Linked DNA regions of Homo sapiens: region 2 is linked to region 1. A link is a loop called in an ENCODE intact Hi-C map of the cell type or tissue named here. Cell type or tissue: thyroid gland. All regions are shown on one strand. Each heading gives the region's core, and the rest is flanking DNA. Links, peaks and the distances in the headings are about the cores only. Region 1 overlaps PTPRA (protein tyrosine phosphatase receptor type A). Region 2 overlaps EBF4 (EBF family member 4).

Region 1 (5,374 bases), core at 267-5,266:
ATCACCTGAGGTCAGAAGTTCAAGACCAGCCTGGCCAACATGGTGAAACCCCGTCTCTACTAAAAATACAAAAATTAGCCAGGCATGGTGGCAAATGCCTGTAATCCCAGCTACTCGGGAGGTTGAGGCAGGAGAATCGCTTGAACCCGGGAGGCAGAGGTTGCATTGAGCCGAGACCACGCCATTGCACTGTAGCCTGGGCGACAAGAGCGAAACTCCATCTCAAAAAAACAAAACAAACAAAAAAACCCCTAGTTTACGATGGGGAGTTGAAGTCATTTGGATACCTGTCTGTGATCAGGCTTGCAGTCTCTACCCTAGAGCCCAGTACTAGGCTAGGAGCATGGTCTTACCAATAGGATCATGGTCTTATATCCATATCCAAATATTACGATTCTTCTGTTTACCTTACTACAAACACTCTAGAGCTCCATACAATCTACCAGAGCTTATTTCTCTGTGGCCTGGATCAGCAGGAGCACTTTCTCTTTTCAGATCACTCAATAAATTGGTCAGAGGCTGGGCACAGTGGCTCATGCCTTTAATCCTCGCACTTTGGGAGATGAGGCAGGCAGATTGCTTTGAGTCCAGGAGCTCAAGACCAGCCTGGGCAACATGGCGAAAGCCTGCCTCTTCAAAAAATTAGCTGGGCATGGTGGTATGCACCCGTAGTTCCAGCTACTGGGGAGGCTGAGGTGGGGTATTGCTTGAGCCTAGGAGTTTGAGGCTGCAGTGAGCTGTGATTGCACCACTGCACTGCAGCCTGTGTGACAGAGCAAGATCTTGTCTCTATGTAGGTAGGTAGGTAGATTGATTGATTGATCAGATGGATTAGATGGATTAAATTGAGAGATCAGAGTTGGATGCAAGGATAAGGTATCTGCTGTCTCCAAAACTCAAAATGGCCCAGCAAGCATTGCTCCTCTTTGTTAGCAGGAGAGGGGTGGTGGGGCAAGGGGCAACAAGTTGTCTTTTATGTTGGAGGAGATACCCTGACGTGCTGCAGGCCTTTGACTTTCAGAAAATTTGGCTGAGGTGGCAGGCCACTGTATTTTTATGTCTGACATGTACATCTAAGATACATAACTTCCTGCTTTTCATGTCTCACATTGATGTCATTAGCATAGTTGTCAAGGTAATGTCCTGTGAAACAGACAAAATCTTGATGAACCAGATCACAACACAGAAAGGTCAAGATGATTTATCACTGAGGCTGCTCTTGCCATGAGCAAGAAAAACTGCTTCAAGTAGTCCACACAACTTAAAAAGAACACACACTTACCCCTAGCAGTAGTCTAGGTACCAGGAGTTATATGTTAATCTGCAGAAAGTAGAGTACGTCTGGAAAAGTAACTGCAAATCTGCAAAGTCTTCTGTAGCACTTAAGATCCTGCGGTTCACATGGAGACTTCGCCTTTTGCTAAAGAGATCACTGCTCTAGGAGCTTACATTTGCTCTTTCTGTGATGGTTCTTATCCAGTGGGCTAGGGAATCTGTGTGTCTTTGGGCATTACCTAATGGCCAATGTTATTGAAAATCAAGGTGGCACAGAGGGAGGTCTAGCCAACTTCACAGAGCCGGGAGCATCTAGTTTCTTTCCCTCCCTTTTGGAGGCCCTGACAGACAGGCAGGCAGGCAGACAGACAGATCGACAGACAGGTAAGATAGATTAGATAGATTAATAGGTCCTAATGTGAAGCCACCTCAGGCCAAAATTCCTTCCATCAGCTGGCCTGCAAAGGCTCCGTTCTAACTAGCATATCTTAGCGACATTCTGAGTTCCTAGCAAGTAGCTACCTCAAGGCCAGGACCTAGCAGACCCCAAAAGATGCATTTCCCTTTACCTAGTACAGTTGCCATGGCAAATATCTGCAGATTATTAAGAAAAGATGAGGAGGGAGGTTTATAATATATGTGTGTTAATGCGCTGTGGCAGGGTTCCTCCTTACAGATGCCTGGCCTCCCTGTTATTGAAGGGTTCTGGGTCTGAAATGACCCAGGCCTACGAGTTGGATGAGGGGGCCCCCTCTCTAGCATGGTGGTCTAGTAGGCTGCCTAAACTGACCTGGAAAGCTACTTTCCGTTTCCATTACTGGGAGCTTCACAATGAATTATTCACAGCCATAAACGTCTGATCATGGTCTCCAACAGTCTTTCTAGCCCACTTAGATCAGGAATCCCATTTTGAAATAGTCCCTTCCACTAGCATCTCACGCTGCTGAGGACAGCCAGGAAAGCACTTCTGAAAGATTCCAGTGCTTTCCTCACCAGTGTATAGCCTCAGCAAGGCATGTGATGTGGATCCCATCAAGGGCATACTGAAGGTGTCAGTAGAAGGCTGAGCCTTTAGAGTCCATATGCCACTCTGGTCTCCTCTACTTTGTGCCCAGGTTTTTCTGGCTTTTCATTATCACCTCACTAAATCCAGCATTCAGTCCAGGTTTCCACTGGCGAGCCTAGCTCAACATTAAAACCATGGCCAGTTACCTGAGCTGTTACACTACCTGCAGAAGTTCTTTTGACCATACCATAATTAGAAATTTGGCTTTATCCAGGCTGGGCACAATGGCTCATGCCTGTAATCCCAGAACTTTGGGAGGCTGAGGCAGGCAGATCACTTGAGGTCAGGAGTTTGAGACCAGCCTGACCAACATGCTGAAACCCTGTCTCTACTAAAAATACAAAAATTAGCCGGGCATGGTGGTGAGTGCCTGTAATCCCAGCTACTCGGGAGGCTGAGGCAGGAGAATCGCTTGAACCCGGGAGGCAGAGGTTGCAGTGAGCCAAGATTGCACCACTGCTCTCCAGCCTGGGGGACAGAACAAGACTCCATCTCAAAAAAGAAAAGAAATTTGGCTTTAACCAAGTCATACTCTCCCTTCCTTGTTATAACGTCTCCAAAATCTATATCAACAATTGTTCCTATCATTTGTAATGATCCAGCTCAGTGAATTCCTGTAGTTTCTTCTGGATATTTATTAGCTCTTTACTTTTTTTCCCCCGCTGTAGAGACGGGGTCTTGTTGTGTTGCCCAGGCTGGTCTTGAACTCCTGATCTCAAGCAGTCCTCCCACCTTGGTCTCCCAGAGTGCTGGGATTACAGGCATGAGCTACTGTGCCTGGCCAGCATTTTACTTTTCTACCTTATTTATGCATTTTACCCTCAGGTCATGTTATGCTTGCATTCTGGTAATGTGTGGGCAATGCAGGCTGGGTTGTGGGGCAGTTTTCATCATGACAGCAAGATGCAGTAGAGAGCATAATAGAGATTTTTGGAAATTAACTTTCTTTGGGTCCTCTCTTTTATCATCATTTCTGTTGTCTCACTTAAAGCCTTATCTTTCTCATGAGCAACCCAGGAAAGATGTGAATTCTGTGGCATTAAAATTCAGCAACTCGCAAAATTTGGAAACCTTAACATTTCACTTAGCAAAATACATATATAGTAATGTAAAGGCCCTGAGTCTTGGGTTTTCATTTCAAGGTGAGCATTTGATATTGGAGCTGGGTTATTTCTTGTTTTGTTCTCTAATATTGTCAGAAGTAATCCTACTCCTTGGTTTCAACATTTCCCCTCTCCTTTTAATTGGGACACCCCTACTCGTTTACCACCAGCTTGAACACATCACAGGTAATTGCAAGCAATAACTAAAATAGTAGTTGTGCAGCTATGAACTGTGAGCAGCTTGCTCTTTCCCATCCTGGCAATTGGTTGTCAGTTTCTTTCCTTCCATCTGAACCCAGTAACATCACCCACGTTTCCCCTAGCAGTCTCTCAACTACAACCCACTCTGATAGTAATTGCTAAATCAGTTAAGGTCCTCTAGTTAAAAGCAAGAGAAGTCACCTCAACTAAATTAAGCAAAAACAAACAGAACTATTGATTTGGGAAGACACTGGAGGAGCTGGCAGAATCAGAAGGTAAGTTGGAGTACCAAGTCTCAGGTAGAGCCGACCTTGGTGGCTTTGGGGCCCTTCTAGGGAAGCCCCTGCTTCTTCCTAGTTTTCAAAATCCTGGGAGAGAATCTGATTGGCTCAGTATCAGTCAGGTATGACTGTGTTTGGATCAGTCAGCCCTGGGAGAGAAGAGGAGAAATAACACATAGGGCAAACAAACCAATTTGTGTCTACTGTCATAGAATAATATTTTTAGTAACCATCAGATGGGGAAGGCCTTTCTAAGCTACTTAGAAGATTTAGATGCCAGAATGGAAAAGTTTGAAAGATAGCAAATATATTAAAATGTGAAACATCTTTGTGACAAATGATGTCGTAAAAAAGTGGCCAACTGGGAGAATCTATTTGCCATAGGTAGACAAAGAATGTTCCAGAATATACAAACCTGTGAGTAAAAGGTAAACAATCCAGTCAAGAAACTGGCAATTTACAGAAGAAATACAGATGGTCTATAAAGATATGAAAAGAAGATCAACTATATCTAGTAATCAGGGAAATACAGATTAAAGCTAACCATTATTTTGGACCTATCAGATTTGAAAATTTAAAAAGCTTTATATCAAATGTGGACAAAAGTATGGGGCTGCAGAGACTTACAGGTGGGGGAGTTTAAATTGGTATTGCATTGGAGGGATGATTCTGGCAGTACCAATCATTATTTAAATGTTTGAGTTTTCTGACCAAGCTTCTGAGATTCTTAACAGAAAAAGCCATGTACAAAGATGTTTATGACAGCATTATTTATAATAGCAAAGAAGATAAAAACGCAAATATCTGTCAAATAGAATGGCCAGATGATTTCTTATATCCATTATGATATTCTATACTATCATTAAAATAAATGTGTTCACATAGATCTCTAAGTTATATTGTTATGTGAGAAAACATATGTGGGATAATTTCATTTTTGTTTTCAAAAATATGTATATCTGTGTGTGTTTGGGTATGTTAATGCTTTTTTTTTTAAGTCTGAAAGACTACAAATTGTCAACAGTGGCTGCCTACAAGGGGGCTGGAAGAGAGGAGAGACATAATAGGGAACTTTGTTTTCTACTAAATTATTTGACTTAAAACAAGCATATTCTTTTTATAATATTTTTAAAGCAGATTTTTTTGAATATGGGAAATAAATCTAATGGACTTAGTTTGCTTCGATGGATATATAACATCTAGAATAAAGAAGTTCCTATGCCTAGTTTGAACTGTGTCAGGAGTCTTGTGGTCAGGTCTCTATAAAAAGGGATATCACCAAATGGGATGTTGTTCTGGAGAGAAACTGGACCATGGGGGTGAATAACTAAAGGAACAACACTCATAGGACATGACAGCTGTTTTCAGATATGTGACAGGCTAAAAGGAGACTGTAGCATTTCCGTGAATGCCCACCTGATTAGAAGTTCTAGGCTGTGGCTTTCATC
Region 2 (5,374 bases), core at 161-5,160, 290 kb before region 1:
CTAGGTGCTGAGAGACCTCTATCTGGAAGCGAGATGGCCCTGGTCAGGCTGGAAAGGGCCTGTCTAGTTGGATTTTTTGCCCAAACTCTTGGCATCTTGGAGCCATGTCCTGGCTAGCATGCCTGCCTGGCCCGAGGCGCTGGAGTCTTTCTCACTGGGGGGCCTTCCAGTGGTTTTCCAGCTCTTTTCCTCCCACAGTGGCGTGGGTCTGGCACGAGCACATTTTGAGAAGCAGCCTCCCTCCAACCTCAGGAAATCCAACTTCTTCCACTTCGTGCTGGCCATGTACGACCGGCAGGGGCAGCCCGTGGAGGTGGAGCGCACAGCCTTCATCGACTTCGTGGAAAAGGACCGAGTGAGAGGCTCATGGGCTTGGCTGGGACTGGCCCCGGGAGGGAACCCCCAACCACACACACACACACACACACACACACACACACACACACACACACACACACACTGGGACAGATGAATGGATGGAAGCTGGCTGAGTGGCTGGAAGGGTGGGAAAGAAGTTGGGGTTAGGAGAAGGGGTGGACAAGGGAGGCTGGAGGATCCCTGAGCACCCGAGCATCCTCCCATCTTGTCCCTGCAGGAGCCCGGGGCGGAAAAGACTAACAATGGGATCCATTACCGCCTCCGGCTGGTGTATAACAATGGTGAGTGGAGGCCCCTGCCCTACCCAGCCCTGCCCCTGAAGTCTGGGCACTGCAGCATCATGCGACACCTAATGCCCCCTGTGCCAGGGCTGGGGAGGGTGTGATGTGGTCTGGTCATTGAGGCTGCACATGCTCCCCCAGCAGCAAGCCCTCTCCATCTTCCCATCCTAGGACTGCGGACAGAGCAAGACCTCTACGTGCGTCTCATCGACTCCATGTCCAAACAGGTGAGTCAGCGCAGAGGGTGCTGAGGCCCATCTCACTCTCTTCCCGGACCCTGCCTCCCCCTGGTCTGAGTGAGCCTCCTTGTTCCTGCCCTCATCTCCCTATGCCCTCCGTCCCCATCAGCCTAGCTCCCCCAGTTCCCACCCCAGCCTGTGCCGGAGGGTGTGTGGCTTTTGCCCTCTGTTCTAGAAAAGACAATATTTGTACAAAAACCCTGGCTTGGGTCATGTTTCCTAGCAGCCCAGCCTTAGATGGGAACTCAGGTGCAGGTAGTTTATTTGGGGAGATGGGAGGGGCTCCTAGGAGCAGGGGAGGGAGGTAAGCTGGACAGAAAACTGCACAGGGAGCTCTGGAGAAGGAATGGCACCAGAAGTGTCCCCCCTCGAAGCAAGTACCAGGATTTTGCACCCCGTATCAATTAGTCATTGGCTGGGAACCACTCCTAAGGGTAGCACGTAACCTCTGAGACATTTTCAGACCAGGCAGTTCCTGTCCACTGAGAGCAGTTCTCAGGAGGAAGCCCTCTGCAGCTGACATCAGCCACAGCCACGGGAAGGTGCACATTTCCAGTAAAGGGGATGTGGGCACAGCCCTGGGAATTTCCACTGCAGACCCTTGCACCTTGCTGATGTGACGGTTACGGGAAGGAGGCTCAGAGGCCAGCACAAGGAGCTGGAGGAAACTGAAACCTGAACAGGCTCTGATGGATTCTGCCAACACAGGGCCCCAAATCTCAGGGCTTTTCAGAGAAGCTGTGCATGCTGGCAAGGAGGGGGCTGAGTCTCAAATGGGCCAGATTAGTGGGCTAGGAATGCAAGCTGGAGATCTGGGCTTCCTACATAGGCAGGGTCTTTTGGCAGCCTCCACCCAATCCCAGGGCAGAGGGAAGAATGGTTTGTTTCTAGAATACCCATGGCCACTGGGCTGGGGGAGGCAGGCCAGGCAGTGCCTAGTGGAACTGTCAAGGGGACGGGTGTGGAAGGGGTTCGAGGAAGTCCACAGAGAGAGGGATCCCACAAATGGGGGAAGGCACAGAGGGTTATAAACTAGGAAGGCAGATTTGCAGTTAGGAAGCTCACTTCTTGCTTCTGGGCAGAGGGAGGCTGGAAGACTGGTGAGGAGGTGATGCAGCAGTCCCAGGGGAAGACCGAGCCTGGGCTAGGGATGGTATGGGGGAAGAGGCGATAGTTATCTAGGGGGAAGAGGCAGCTGTGCAGCCCTCGGAGCTGACTGGGCTGGCAGGGATAGCTGAGAAGGACAACACTCATCAACAGAAGCAGAGGTCCGTCAGGACATGGAGGATGCACACAGGAGGATGCTGGGGGAGGGGAGGGGCCTGGTGCTGGGTGGGCACAGGAGTATGTCTACCCCACCAGCCACCTGACCTTTGTCCTGGCACCCTGAGGAACCCCCTGCCCCAAGCAGAGCCAGCTCTGGAAAGAGCCACCTACAGACAGACAGAATCTGCAGACTTCATACCATTCTTGCCAGCCGGTGGTGGTCCGGTTTGGGAGGAGGGGTTATCCCCCGCCTGGGCAGCCCAGAGCAAGGCAGAGGGCGTGCTCTTCCCTGGGGCAGGGTCTCCCTGGGCCTAGGCTTGGGAGATGCCAGGTCCGTCTGTGCTGCCACCTGCACCTCAGAGGAGCCTCCTTCCCCTCCAGCCTGTGCACCTCCCTCTCCCCAGGCCATCATCTATGAGGGGCAGGACAAGAACCCCGAAATGTGCCGAGTGCTGCTCACCCATGAGATCATGTGCAGGTGAGATGGCCATGTCACTCACACCTCACCCCTCTGCCAAGGCGTTTCTGAGGACTCTACCCAGGCCCTGCCCCCTCGCCGCCCTTGCCCCTGGCTGCTCTCTGCTGCTGCTCCCTGGAGAAGCCTGGTGGCAGGTGATGAAGGGAGTGGTGAGGCCCCTGGGCACAGCGCTGGCTGAGGAGAGGGTCCTTGAGGCCCCATTAGCCTGGCCTGTTTATGTGGCTTCTCCGAGTGTTTTTGTAAGAGAGGCCTCCTGCTGCCACTGGGAAGCTTAGCTAATAAAGCTCAGGGGAGGGCTGCTGGGGTTGCGGGAACAGGGTCTGGGAAGGCCTCTGGGATTAGCTCAGAAGCTAATCTTTGAGGAAATTTTGAATCCTAGGGCAGCTCTCTGGCAGGGCAGGGTGGGAGTGAAGGGGTGCACAGCCCTTGGCTCCCTTTTCCCCATTATCCCAGAGCTTGGCATTTCTAGTAAGGTCTCCCCAAGAGATGCCAGTCGTACAGGGTCCTCGGAGGCAGTTCCTGATGCATGGAAAAGAGAACAGGGTTCTGAAATCTGTGGTTGGTAGCCAGGCGCCTGTAATCCCAGCTACTTGGAAGGCTGAGGCAGGAAGGCTGAGGCATGAGCGCAGGAGTTCAAGGCTGCAGTGAGCTATGATTGCACCACTGCATTCTAGCCTGGGTGACAGATCCAGACCCTGTCTCTAAAAAAATAAATAAAGTAAAATAAATTTAAATTAAATAAATCTGTGGTTGGAACTGTGGCTACCCTTGGAAAAGGGAGTGACAAGGAAGAGGCATGACCGGCATCTGGGCTGCTGGCCACGCAGCACTTCTTGGTGTGGATGCTGCTTTCATGGGCAGATTCACTTTGTGGCCATCCATTGGCCAGGCACAATGGCTCACGCCTGTAATCCCAGCACTTTAGGAAGCCGAGGCGAGCGGATCACTTGAGGCCAGGAGTTCAAAAGCAGCCTGGCCAACGTGGTGAAACCCCGTCTCTACCAAAATTACAAAAATTAGCCAGGCGTGGTGGTGCACACCTGTAATCCCAGCTATGTTAGGAGGCTGAGGCACAAGAATTGCCTGAACTCAGGAGGCAGAGGTTGCAGTGAGCCAACATCACGTCACTGTACTCCAGCCTGGGTGACAGAATGAGACTCTGTCTCAAAAAAAAGAAAAAAAGATTCACTTTGTGGTCATTCATGAGCTCACCGTTTGAGCTCCTGTCTCTGCGTAGACTGTGCTTCCATAGAGAGAAACCCTGTAGGTGACCTGCAGCCTGCCCTTTCCTGGGTCCTCCAGGAACGAGGTGCCTTTGGGGCAGGGGTCTCTGGCCAGCCTCATCCCCAGGCTAGGCTCTCAGGGTCCCTGCGGAGGAGCCCACAGCCTTTCTCCCCCAAGCCCTGGGAGTGAGCCCCTCCAGCCCAGGGATTCCACACCCAGAGACAGGACATCAGCACCCTCAGCTCAGGGCGCCCCCCACAACTCACACACTGTCGTGGCCCCCTCCTTCCTTGGCTTCTGCCTTCCCTCCTTCCTCATCTTTCCTTCAGCCGGTGCTGTGACCGGAAGAGCTGTGGCAACCGGAATGAGACGCCCTCAGACCCCGTCATCATTGACAGGTACAGGCTCAGGGAGGGGGCCTGGAAGCTCAGAGGAGAGTGGGGGAGGGGCAGCTGTTTTCAACCACAGAGCACCAAGGCTCAAGGGAGGAGCGGAGCAGCCCCCCCGGGGCACCAGGTTGGGTGGCTCTGAGCAGAGAGGGAAACTGCCAGGCACCAGGGAGCCTCCAGCCGTGGCCCCTGAGTGAGGCCCCAGGTGGCCAACTTTCTGGAGCTGCTTTCCCCGACTCCCTGAGAGAAGGAGCCAGGGAGGGCAGGGAGGTTGAGAGGGGGGTGGGAAGGGAGGGGAGGAACCAGCACTCAGGAACCGTCCAGGTGGAGTGGCCAGCGTGGTCATGTCAGCAAAAACCAGGCTCAGGTTCCCAGTTCACCCCTGTGCTGTCTGACCTGACTTCTCTGAACATTCGTTTCTTTCACTGGAAAAGTGGGGAAAGAGCTGGCAGGTTTCAGTCATAGAATTGTCGAGGTGATGCATGTAAAAGTGCATTTGCACACCATGATTTCTATTTCTTTATTTTGTGTGTGTGTGTTTGTTTTGTTTTGTCGCCCAGGCTAAAGTGCAGTGGTGTGGTCATGGCTCACTGCAGCCTCAATCTCCGAGGTTCCGGTGATCCTCCCACCTCAGCCTCCCAGGTAATTGGGACTACAAGGACACGCCTCCACACCTGGCTAATTTTTTGTATTTTTTGTAGAGACCGGGTTTTGCCATATTGCTCAGGCTGGTCTTGAACTCCTGGGCTCAAGCAATCCACCCACCTCGACCTTCCAAAGTGCTGGGATTACAAACATGAGCCACTGTGCCTGGCCTACTTCTTTTTGAAGAGGAAATGCATAAATAAGGTGTAAAATTCAAATGGTACAAAACAGTAAATAATGAAAAGGAAGTCTCCCTCCACCCCTATGTAGAGCATACTGTACATGTTTTTTTTTTTTGGTAACAATATATTTTAGATATTCCACACAGGAACATAAACCATATCTTATTCTCCTTTTAATAGAAAAAGCATTCATAGGTGCAAAAATTCAAGAAGCTTAAAAGGGTTTACAGCAAACTGTCTCCCACCTCTGTCTCCCACCCATCCATTCCCCACCAAATAAGCTACCACTATT

What was found. Hi-C counts contacts between places; a loop is a spot of excess contacts. Peaks named below come from ENCODE experiments on the same cell type or tissue, not always from the same donor. Only the 100,000 strongest peaks of a DNase experiment are listed, where the experiment ranks them.
Region 2: it touches region 1 in a loop (2.3-fold over the local background); 12 of 110 quality-filtered maps call a loop at or near these places.

What each region holds. Positions count from the first base shown.
Region 1 is chr20:2,992,294-2,997,667 of GRCh38, forward strand. All of the region lies in intron 9 of PTPRA (protein tyrosine phosphatase receptor type A), which reads left to right. Among named protein-coding and RNA genes, the nearest start is that of GNRH2, 49 kb to the right of the region's middle. In thyroid gland, for the core only: no CTCF peak of the experiment used is centred there; no DNase peak of the experiment used is centred there.
Region 2 is chr20:2,705,379-2,710,752 of GRCh38, forward strand. It overlaps EBF4 (EBF family member 4), which reads left to right. Exons shown (of 17, transcript NM_001395167.1): 2 at 199-355; 3 at 596-659; 4 at 831-886; 5 at 2,569-2,642; 6 at 4,196-4,264. Among named protein-coding and RNA genes, the nearest start is that of EBF4, 15 kb to the left of the region's middle. In thyroid gland, for the core only: no CTCF peak of the experiment used is centred there; a DNase peak (open chromatin) is centred at 2,779; H3K27ac peaks cover 434 bases.